2 separate regions of the Homo sapiens genome follow, and region 2 is linked to region 1. Evidence: chromatin contacts called from ENCODE Hi-C or POLR2A ChIA-PET data. All regions are on one chromosome and are shown on one strand. The core of a region is the stretch at or near the end of the contact, and the rest is flanking DNA. Distances in the headings are between cores, read along the strand shown. Region 1 has its middle 52 kb from the start of PHLDA1-AS1. Region 2 overlaps LOC105369844 (a long non-coding RNA gene).

Region 1 (6,006 bases), core at 2,293-4,792:
CCAGGCCCAGCTGATTTTTGTATTTTTAGTAGAGACAGGGTTTCACCATGTTGGCCAGGCTGGACTTGAACTCCTGACCTCAAATGATCCACCTGCCTCGGCCTCCCAAAGCATTGGGATTAAAGGTGTGAGCCACCACACCCCACACCCAGCCCTAAGCCAGTGCTCTTAAGAAGAAAACTGAGGCCAGCATGGTGGTTCATACCTGTAATCTCAGCATTTTGGGAGACTGAGGTGGGACAATTGCTTCAGGCCAGCTTGGGCACATAGCAAGACCTCGTCACCACTAAAAATTATAAAAACATTAGCTGGGCGTGATCCCAGTTACTCAGGAGGCTGAAGCAGGAGGATCACTTGAGCCGAGAGGTTGGAGCTATAGTAAGCAGTGATTGCGCTACTGCACTCCAACCTGGGTGACACAACAAGACCCTGTCTCAAAAAAAAAAAAAGAAAACTCTGAGACCTTGAACCCATTACTGCTAATAAACCCAATAACTTTTCATTCTGCCTAACAAAAATAGACCCTCCTTTAAAAAGTGGTTGCCAAGGGCACTCCAAGGTCATCAGGCAAGTGAAATAAGAGACAGCTTGATAGAGAAGAAAGAGAACTTGGCTTTGGAGTTAGACCGTTTAGTTCCTCATTATGGCCATTTCTAACTACATAATGATGTTTAGTTACTTAAGTGCTCTGAAATGCAGTGGCCTCCATTACAAAATGGAGCCAACAAAAAAAAATAAGTATCTCCTGGTGTTGTATTTAATAAGATAATGGACTCAAAAGTGCCTGGCACAAAATAGGGGTGTAATAAACGTTAATTTCCTTTTCTGCCTCTACAAACCTGCCTGAGCCAATCAAGGAAGAGAAGGAAGGCGAGGAAGTAAAAATGGTTAAGAATTACATTTTAAGTCCCATTTCCACTCAGCTGCTTTTCCTAGCTCAGCAGAGAACATGTCAGACTAAAGAAGATCAAATAATCTTTGGGGTGAGTTGCCCTGATAAAGAAATATGCTGAAACAGCCTGTATGTTCTCAAAGTAAGAAACCAAAAGGGGAAAGTTCAGGACCTGTAAATAGATCCTTTTCATGCCCAAGTTCTGCAGATTTTACAACTTGCTGGGATATTTCCCAGGGAAATCAGAGAGAGGGGATAGTAAGAGGTGGCAGGGGGTTGGCGGGGAGGATTTCTATATTCCCATCACAGATCATTTAACTCTATTTGCAGCTCAGGAACCCCAGAGCACAGGAGACAGACCACTGAAAATTTCGTGCTTATTTTACCTCTTCACTGTCATTACTTTAAACATGTGTCTTAGCAGGAGTATTATTAGTTCATGACACAGTAGACATGGATAAGCATTTTTATGGAATTTTAGGGTGGGGAGAGAATAGATATATACCACTCTAGCCCAAAGTCATCCTGTGGTCGCTACTTAATACAAGTGAATTACATAGTGCCACCGGCAGAAGATGGAATTGATACTGCTTTACAAAATAACAACCTTGCATACATAGGTGGTAAGAAAAGCAAGGAAATGACTACCACAAAAATCAGGGTAGTGGATACCTCAAGACAGGAGAAGGGAGGTACGTCTAGAAGGTAAACAAAGGAGGGACGTCTGGGCTGGCCATGTTCCATTTCTTGATGGAGGGTATTCACTTTGTAATTATTCATTGTACTATACACTTATGCCTTCTGTTTGCATATTCTATTTCATAATTTTTAAAGGTTTAAAAAAAAGAAAATAATAACCTCTCTTCATTGAGAAAATAATACTTTGCTGTAGGTTTCAGCCCTAGGTATTGCAACATTACCATCATCCTCAGTTGATGTTCTTGTTCCTCCCATAGATTTTTATTCTGGAAGAAGAAGAGGAGGGTAGTATTTTTTTTTTTTTTTTTAAGACAGAGTCTCACTCTGTCACCCAAGGCTGGAGGCCAGTGGCACGATGTCGACTCACTGCAATCTCTGCCTCCTGGATTCAAGAGATTCTCTGCCTCAGCCTCCCGAATAGCTGGGATTACAAGTGCCCGCCACCACGCCTGGCTAATTTTTGTATTTCTAGTAGAGATGGGGTTTCACCACTCTGGCCACGCTAGTCTTGAACTCCTAACCTCAAGTGATCTGCCCACCTCGGCTTCACAAAGTGCTGGGATTACAGGCATGAGCCGCTGTGCCTGGCTAGGAGGGTGGATTTTTGAAGAGCCACAGGTAGACTGCTGTTAATACTCCTGTATAGATAACATACCAGGGAATGTTTTAATACAGGAATATGCTTGAGATATATACACACAAACATAATACACACACACACACACACACGTAATTTTTTTTTTTTTTTTTTTAGAGAGAGACAGGGTCTTACTATGTTGCCCAGGCTGGTCTCAAACTCCTGGCCTCAAGCAATCCTCCCGCCTGGCCTCCCAAAACGCTGGGATTATAGGTGTGAGCTACTGCATCCAGGCTTTTGGGGTATATTTCAAAGAGTCCAATTACTCTTGAGTCAGAACTCAGTGAAGCTCTACAAGATACCAAAATGTTCTCCAAGGGGTACGCAGCATTCGCAAATCAGAGTCATCAGATGCAAAGAAAGGGAATACAAATGGGCTTATGAAATCATTGGAAAAAATACACAATTTTTCAGGAAATATTAAGAACTCAGTTCCTCCTCCAATTCAGGGCATAGCAGAGCCTCAGGGCCTCTATGTGAAGAAAATCCCTCCTGTGTTTGGCATCTGAGTGACTCACCCAGAAAACCATCCACTGCGTGCAGCAAAGAGGAAATGAATCATGGAAGCTTCTGACCTTTGCACTTGTCATCTCTGCACAGGGAAACCACCCACAGACAGTCTCAGCAGAACTGGAGTCAGGGCAGTCAAACAAAGCACACACAGAAATGATGCAAATTCACTGGCAGGGAAGAGCAAGAGAATCAGGGCAAGAGAACGCAGCTCAGGGGTTGCAAATACAGGATAAACATTGGTTTTGTGATACAGAAAACTTAGCAGTTGAAACGGCATTGAGGATGATTTGGCAGTGCCCACTGACCTGTTGTTTTAAGCAGGAATCTGAACCCTTACCCTGCTGGCTGGGGGTGGGAGTGGAGTGGAATGGCATGGAAGAAAACAATGACCTTTGAATCTCCATCTTATATTTGGTATTTGGAGAATTTGCTTGGCTTGCGTTAGAGGAAGTAGGCCAAACTAATGCCAGTATGAGAGTTGGAATGGATTTGATAGAGTCACATTTAAGAAGATGAAAGCCAACGACTGCATTTTGAAAAGGCCATGAGTTCACAATAACTGGTCCAGGAGTACTAACACAATCTGAAGAATTATCTACAGCCATAGTCCAATACTTCACGTTGTGATTTGTTTTAAACAAAATCAGAATGCCTTTAAAATGCTAATTTGGAAGATAACTATAGTTCATCCTAAAACATGTACAGAGTAGAAAGCAAACACCTAGCGAGGACAGAAGGGCAAACCTCAAACTGCCTACATTACTGAATACAAGTGCATCAGGACTGTACGCTGAGATGCGATTGCTCTCAGCTTGTCTGCTCACCCATCAATGATGAGGGGGATAAGTGACTACCTACTGAGTTGCAGAGTTCAAAGGCATTTCCCTTCACCCCAAGGTGAGTTTTAAATGCAATTTCCCTTCTCACATGGGTCTACAAAGTACAGCTTCCTAAATACCTTTTTTAAAAAGAATATACCATCCCTCAAAAAACATCACCCAGGCCTTTGCCCTCAGGATAAACTTGGCAAGGAAACCTTGTCCTTACTAGTTAGAAGACTGGGAATTAGGCACTCGTATGCCACACAGTTTAATACGGAGCTCTCTCCTGTGCTTGATAACTCAGGCTGATAGAAGACATTGGATATTGGATGGTGTTCTGGTCACAGCTCAAGAAGGAAGATTTGGGGCTGATCTTAGAAACTTCCCTGTCCCTTCCATCCCACTTCTCACTCTGGCTACCTTCATCTTCTCTCTTCTTACCCACTTCAACATCACTTTACTTTAGAGAAAGGAGATTAGTCATTTCCAAGTAGAGAGGCAGCATTTATTGCCCTGCACCCTGTAGTTGCCCTTAGCATTTACCAACGGAAATGGAAGTGATTCAGTCTTCTCTCACATCACAGAACTATAGTGTGATCCTTTGCACACCGTTAAGTGATTTACATACAAGTGGTACCAGGGAGTGCTAGTATTCTCTTTCCACTCCCTTATGAAGTTCCATCCCCACTTCTATCAGTATATGCAACTAATGAACTAGTATATTTCTGCAATAATAATAATTTTTAAAACAGCTATCATAAATTTGATATTTACCATATGCCAGGTACACTGCTAATTTTTTTTTACAAACATTAATCCTTTTAATCTTCATAGTAACCATATTAGATTGGTGCTATTTTCATCCCCACTTCAGATGGGAAATGATGAGTTTAGGGGATTGTGTAACTTGCCCAAAATCAAGCCAAAAGGTAAAGGAGCCAGGATTTAAGCCCAGAGCTGTTCACCTCCAGAATCTGAGCTCTCAGCCACCACACTATAGGCCCTAGGAGGCTGAGGGCAGGAAAAGAAGCAACTGAATTCTATTTGTTGCTACAGTGATTCTGGTCACCTTTTCTTTATGTAATCATAGCAGGCAGTAGACGGGAAACATAATGAAGTCTTATTTCCAAGAGGACATCTCAGCTGTCATCTATGAATTTTCGATATTTCTTTCTTATGTATAAGAAATGAGAAAGGAAGAAAGACAGCAGCAGAAGCCCTAGAAGTTTGTAGCCTTATTTCCCTATTCCTGGATAATGGGGAATTTGACCTTTCTGAAAAGATGGTCTTTCAAGCTTGACCAATAAAAGCCCCATCAGAAACACCTCATCAAGCACACATAGAAAGGGGCCAATTGGGTTCAACTTCTCATTGGGAATTCATCGTCTGACCTTCTGTTGGGAACAACATTTACGATAAGATAAATCACACTCTCATCTTCTCCCACCATTTTGAACCGGAACTAACCTATCAACAATTTAGTGAGCATCTGTCATGTGCATTGAGACTATCACGATTACTTTGTAGCAATCACAGAAAAATTAGACAGTCTGTCTTTAATTAGTGCATGTTCCCCATAGCTTGGCATTTAGTAGCTAGTTTATTGCAGATGTACAGTACAATTGGTTTCTGGTTCAGGACCTCATTATGTTCAAGACAATACATACACATATATACATATTTATTTTTTAAATCAGCAGCTTAGAGATTCGAGATTTCTTTACGTTAATCAAAGTTCTGACTCTGGGAATAGAAAAAGACAACCCAACTTTTAGATTTCAAATGAATGTCACGGTTGTTAGAAATTTTCTAGGAAAACTAAAATCTTTAGGAAAAGAGAAATGAATTGTATTGATTCTCTTTTGCTGATTTAGTGGGTGTTTGTTTGTTTTTGACGGAGTCTCGCTCTGTCGCCCAGGCTGGAGTGCAGTGGCGCAATCTCTGCTCACTGCAACCTCCATCTCCTGGGTTCAAGTGGTTTTCCTGCCTCAGCCTCCAGAGTAGCTGGGACTACAGGAATGTGCCACCACGCTCGGCTAATTTTTTGTATTTTTAGTAGAGACAGGGTTTCACCGTGTTAGCCAGGATGGTCTTGATCTCCTGACCTCATGATCCACCCGTCTCGGCCTCCCAAAGTGCTGGGATTACAGGCATGAGCCACCACTCCCGGCCTCGCTGATTTAGTTTTAAACCCCATAGTGTAACAGGAAGAACTATCTTCAAGGATTCAGGTTTTGAAACTAGATCTAGTTCATATCCTGGTTCCTACACTTACTAGCTAGCTATAAGTTGAGCAAGTTATTTAAGCCCTCTAAGCATCCATCTCCATCTATAAAATGGGTTGTATGAACCGAATGAATCTTCTGTCTAAAGCACTATCACAGTGCCTGGCATAGAGTAAGAGTTCCATACACGCAGCTTACAAACAAAAAAAAAAGAGGGAA
Region 2 (5,916 bases), core at 2,711-5,210, 190 kb before region 1:
CAGCCATTCCAAGAAGCCTTCCCAAAAGCATGAAGTCAGAATGGTCGTCAACAACAGTAAATCACAGAGATTTCTGGGGTATAAGAAGAAAAACAAATGCTTTTCAAACCATTACCTTCTCAAGGAAGGTGGATAGACCTTCTAAAGGAAAACTCAAGATCTCCACTTCTGTTTTGAGCTCATAAATGGAGAAAGAGTATTTTATTTAGGTGAACATTTTGAGATTTGGGTTGGCAAAGGAGGGCTTACTTACAGTGGAGTTTGAGGGATATGATTTGTTGTGCATCATAAAGAGAGGAGAATGTGGCATCCCTGGGAACTCTAAAGTATGGAAGGAGGACTGGGTCTAGGAGTCGAGGCAAAATCTCCAGCTTCAGGAAACCATTACAGCTGCGGAGAAACTTTGGCCCAGGCTTTAGGGTTCTTGTATCTCTCTCTTAAGAGGAGAGATGTCTGTTGACCTTGGAGAAGAAATGAAGCATGAACCTGGGACAAGAGCCCGTTAGTCCCACATGGTTCTAGCTGGTGCAGCACAGAGCCCTGGCAAACTAGGAGTTAGTAAGGACTCAGATGAAAAGATGGAGGGGGAAGGGAAAGGAGAAGTCAGCAAAACGGCAAATGGTGCTGTAGAGAGTGGCTTGACAGCAGGGGAAACAAGTGCTCTGAGGCAGGATGGCCCAAAGAACTTCTAGAAGCAGGAGAGCTAATATTCAGTTTTAAATAGCTTGCTTTTTTGCAGCATAAACTCCTCCTTAAAGCATCAGTGAAATCTGCTGCACATACAAGGGCTTTGAGTGAGTGACTATTTCTGGGAAATCAAGAAAAGTGGCTCAGGTCCAGGTCTGCATCCGTGTGAAACAAAACAAGAATGATATAGATAGGAGAGGGGGAAAAAAAAAAATAACATGAGCAGGACGCAAAAAACAGAGATAAGACCATGACAAATAAGCCCTCCAGAAATGTGCATAATCCTGTGTCATGAGTCTGACTTTTCTCAATTCTAGAATGGGGTATGGAGAAGGTAATCTTATCTAGACCTCAGGGGCAGGTGACTCAGCTATCTGTCACTCAAGTGATATATAATGATTCTGCTGAGGCTTATGTCATGTGATTTGAAGGATGCAACAAGAATTTCCTAAACAAAATATCTAATATTTCCTCTTGGCTTGTGCCAGAGCCTGAAATCAACACCATCATCATTCTTTCAGGGTGAAGCATGAAAATCTTCCCTTAAAATACAATCATACTCTGACACTCATTAGGATCACTACTATCAAATAAAAAAAAAAAACAAACCCAGAAAACAACAAGTGTTGGCAGGGATGTAAAGAAGTTGGAACTTTTGTGCACTGTTTATTGGGTTGTAAAATGATGCAGCCACTACGGAAAAGCGTGGCTGTTCTTTAAAAAATTACAAATAGAGCTACCATGTGGTCCAGAAATCCCATTTCTGGGTATATTTCCAAAATAATTGAAAGCAGGATCTCAAAGAGATATGTGAACACTCATGTTCTTAGCAGCACTATTCCCAATAGCAAAGAGGTGGAAGCAACCCAAATGTCCATTAATAGATGAATGGATAAACAGAATGTGCTATGTACATGCAATGGAATACCATGCTCCCTTAAGAAGGAAGGACATCTTGTTATGTGCTAAGACAGAAATGAACCTTGAGGACAGTATGTTAAGTAAAACAGGCCAGTCACAAAAGGACAATAACCATACGATTCCACTTATACGAGGTATCTAAAGTAGTCAAATGTATAGATATGAAAATGCAGAATGGTGGTTACCAGAGTTTGGGAGGAGGGGGAAGTAAGGAATCGTTTAATAACTACAGAGGTTCAGTTCTGCAAGACGAAAACCTTCCGGGGATCCATTTCATACCATTAGAGATAAGCTGAACCCTACAGAACTGTCCACTTAAAAATGGTTAAGATGGTAAATTGTATATGTTTTTTAACCACTATAAAAGTGCAACCATTTTCTGTATAACAGGTCATCTTAAACCATCCTCCTTTACACTTTGTTATGAATTAATTTATCAGATTAGCTTCATTCTCTGAAGGACAGATGTGTCAGTTTTTATAAAGAGGAGAGCCAAAAGGGTGTTAGGAAAGGGAGGCTCAGGGCATCATAGAAGTCTCTGGGCATCTGGGAAGATGACCAGGCACAGAAGCTAGGCAGCTAATGGAGAGTGGAGTGGGGACTGCAGAAGCATGAAAGAGAGCGGGGCAACACAAAGACATGAGAAAATGCACTAAAAATACATTTTTTCTCATATTTTCCCTGAAGCTGCTATCCTTGGGTGACCTCAAGAACTTACAGGCAGTGAAAAGTTGCCTTTGCAAAGGCTGCCCTGAGAGACACTCAGAATAACACGGCTTGAAGGGCCCTTCTGGCAAGCGCATCACAGCTGGGTTTCCAGGACCACAAAGGCAGACTGAAACTTTCTCCATTAGCTGTGAGTGTGCCCTGCTGAACCTTGTGGGCCCAGATGGTGCTTATTTTTAGGCACCTTCGTCTTTCCATGACTAACTGGGAACAGTAAAGTATGGAGCTGGGTCTAAGAGCCAAGGCAAAGTCTCTATTTCAGGAAAGCATTACAGCTGGGGAGAAGCTTTGGCTCAGCAGTCTCCTGGGTTCCTGCCCCTCTGTTAAAAGGAGAGACGTCTGTTCACCTTAAGCACAAACGGGGTCATGGACTTGGGGCTGAGGAAGCCCTGAGAACATATCAGTCCCAAATAGCTACAGCTGGTGCAAAAGGAGACTGGGCAAAGAGCTGCTGCTTGACTGTTACCCCGATGCTGCCCCGATGGGATGATTCTGCACTGATGGGCTTTCAGCACTTAGTCCTGGCCTGCCTGGGCCACTCATCCACCCGTGGGCAGGACTCCAAGCCTCCAACTTTCATGACTCTTTGCTCCAGGCCTTGCCCACACTGCATCAAGGCCAGCCTAGCATGAAGCTCTCATGTCCTCAGAAGGCACCTGGCAGAGAAGCTCAGTGTGTGCAGAAAAGAAGTACAAGGTTTTCTGAGAGTTCACTGAGTAAATACAGTGACACACATATAGACTAAGAACCTCAGTCCATTCACTTGGGTATGCAAAAAATTGTGCATTACCTACTCTTCCCATTCTTGAAATCACTATAATTCTGACTCCAAGCTCCACTCTCGCTGGACCTAGAAGTTAAACCTACGCTTTCTTGGGTTTCCTCCTGCAAATATGTAAAAGTCCTGGGGTCTTAACTAGCTTCAAGATGGGGAATGCCCTCAAGGTGTCAGTTGCGGGTCCACACTGGCTGTGGCTGAGACACCCATTATCCCAGGTTCTGCTGCTTCTTTGCCAAGACTAGAAATCTCAGATGAAACAGGGGAACACAAGTGGGAGAACCCAAGCCTCCTACAGGTGCCCTTCCTGTCAACACTTCCCCCCTGAGGCCTTCTCACAACCTGAGTAGGGTACAAATTCTGAGGGCAGGATCTGTCTCTCCCTCCCAGTCACCAGAAATCTCTCCTTCCAGCCTTATTGTTTCTCATATGGCCTGTTCCACTCCAGCCCCCTCCAGGACACACTTCAACCATTTAGGATCTTAGGACAGAGTCTTGAATTTCATTAAAGCTTTTTCTGCTTTCAACCCTGATAAATCCCTGAGATAAATAATCACAAAGCTTGGCCAACATTAGGGGTTAGTATCTCCATTTGAAATAAAGCACAGGTAGCTGAAGTGATGTGTACCATGTGTTGGAGGCAAAACCTAGACAAAGAAGCCAGGTGTGCTGATTGTAGGCAAGTGTCCTGTCCAGGATGCCACCAAATTGCAAGTCAGAGAGCATGCAGCAAATGCTGGCTTTGGAACTAGCAGGCAAGAAACTGAAGGCTCACTTGTGTTTTATTATCAACACTGGGGAAGCTGAATAAAACCAGCTAGTGGTGGGCAGGGAGCCAGCATTGGCTTGATTAGATCTTCACTCTGTGGTTACCAGCCAGTGCCATCCAGGGAGAGCCTGAATCTGGAGGAGAGGCTGTGCTGCCAGTGCAGCCAGCACCTGTGTTTGACTATTTCTACTGCTTGTTTCAAGCAAACAGGCAGTGACGCAAGAAAGGCAGGAAAGAGGACTCTCTGAGCCTGGCATCTGGTGAGGCCAAGTTTTACTGAGCATGCACATTGCTTTTCTACCATCTTGAGGATAAACCACTTGCCCCTCGGTCAGAAGCTCTCCTAACTAGAAGATGTCTTATTTTGGAAACAAAAGCTAAGTAATGGGTTGACTCCTTGGTGTTTATCTCTCTGAAGTCAGCTTCATATATTTGGGGGCTGGAAGGGATTAGGAGACAGGACTGTTGGAAGCTACATCAGGAAGGTGGCTCTATTTTCTGAGATGTCCTCTGACTTTTTTGCAGAGCATCTCACTTCCCTCTGGACACCCCCACCTTCTTGCACCTGGCATCACCACACTGCCTTGCTCCCTTTCTCAGGATGCCACCCAGACCTGAACTTTCCGGCCACTGTATCAAGCACAAAAATGATACTGCCTTCATCATGCTCATCAAAACTGCCATTTTCTGGATGTCATGCTGTGTAGAATGGGGTAGCAGTGGTGAATGGGCCCACATAAATAATTCATTCTAAAACATGAGCCCTGCCAATATTGTTATATAAAAGAAACTTTCCAATGGAGTATAAACTTTACCACAAACTTGAGAATTTGTGTCAGCTCTGTTCGCTACCATGATTTGATAGAAAATTATCTCATTAAACCCAAAAAAACAGGCCAGTAATAATAATATGGTTGAAAATGAGCCTCAAGAGAAATATTTAGTAACATTTGCCAAGTTTGGAATGTAATACATTATTTTGCTATTGTTGAAATCCTCAGCAATAATAACAATGTTGAAAAAGTACTTTCTCAGAAGGGCTGGTAATTTCATAAGTTTAACTCTAATGTATTTGTATACAGAAAATGAATGATATATTGAGCTCCAAAAGAAATAAGGCCCATGGGGCAAAAGGGATATGATCAGGGGAAGGTCAGGTCTTTACTAGACAAGAGGCCTGAGATAAAATAAACATGGTCTTGTGCAGAATTTTTTAAATTTCATGTAATGAGGGTTGTGGAATCAATTCCATGAGTTTTAACCAAACTTCTCTTTGGTATGAAATGGAAATGCAATAAACTATACCACAGATAGTAAGGTCAGTATACACATGTATATAATATATACGAGTTTGAATAATATAAAATGTAACTATGACTGAGGATTGTGGTTTAAAATGTTTGAAAGCAACAAGTTCAAGGCACTGGTTTTAAATTATTTTTAAGCTCAGAATTTTTATGTGGAAGCTTAATATGTAAAATAGATCAAAACAAATCTGTCATCACTGCAGGCACTGGTGAAGGGGGCAGAATTCGGCCCTGTCAGCTCACTACAATCCACCTTCCCGTGAGCAGCAGAATTCTGAAAACCACAGGTCCAGAAATTACACTGCTCCAGAAATTACACTCTGTCAGTTCCCCTAGTATAAGCGTCAAATTGATTCTTACTATTGAGGTTTGAGGGACCCAATAATAACACCACCTATTCCACCTAAATTCTGAATTGAGAGAGACAATAGGATCAACAGATGACAGTCAACTATCAACAAAATACTAATAAAGGCTAGGTTGGGGACTGTACTTAAGTGCAGGGTATCAGTGGATTTCCTAATTTAACTGGCAGAATTAGATAGACCTATGCAGTCACGGCAGCACCGGAAACCTGGAAGGCCCCAACCCTAATTCCCACTCAGAGGCAGAGACTCAGAGCAGACAAGCCCATCCCAAAAGCAAAGGGATGAGAAAGGCTAAGCTAGGCATGCCCCATTCAGAGAAGCCAGGAGTGCTATATTAATTGATACCTCTCCACAAGGAAA

What was found. A loop is a pair of places that touch in the nucleus more often than their neighbours do. ChIA-PET counts read pairs that join two places held with the same protein, here RNA polymerase II (POLR2A). Pooled maps may share reads with other maps.
Region 2: a map of PC-9 shows a loop between it and region 1 (3-fold over the local background). The contact joins two enhancer-like sites. A Hi-C loop is called at or near these places in 1 of 168 maps with a recorded cell type or tissue (PC-9) and 7 of 50 pooled maps. POLR2A ChIA-PET finds 5 or more read pairs at or near these places in 4 of 52 experiments (GM10248, Panc1, WTC11 and 1 more).

What each region holds. Positions count from the first base shown.
Region 1 is chr12:75,975,314-75,981,319 of GRCh38, forward strand. No RefSeq gene overlaps it. Among named protein-coding and RNA genes, the nearest start is that of PHLDA1-AS1, 52 kb to the right of the region's middle. RefSeq lists enhancers at 2,161-3,360, 2,689-2,858, 2,735-2,879, 2,889-2,938 and a cis regulatory region at 2,800-2,813. Within about 2 kb of position 3,543, at least 25 of the 41 ENCODE cell types and tissues checked have a DNase peak (open chromatin) inside an H3K27ac peak, as active enhancers do; they include PC-9, where a contact is called at or near this core.
Region 2 is chr12:75,780,776-75,786,691 of GRCh38, forward strand. All of the region lies in intron 1 of LOC105369844 (a long non-coding RNA gene), which reads right to left. It overlaps LOC105369846 (a long non-coding RNA gene), which reads right to left and starts at 690. Exons shown (of 5, transcript XR_001749217.2): 1 at 116-690. Within about 2 kb of position 3,961, at least 11 of the 41 ENCODE cell types and tissues checked have a DNase peak (open chromatin) inside an H3K27ac peak, as active enhancers do; they include PC-9, where a contact is called at or near this core.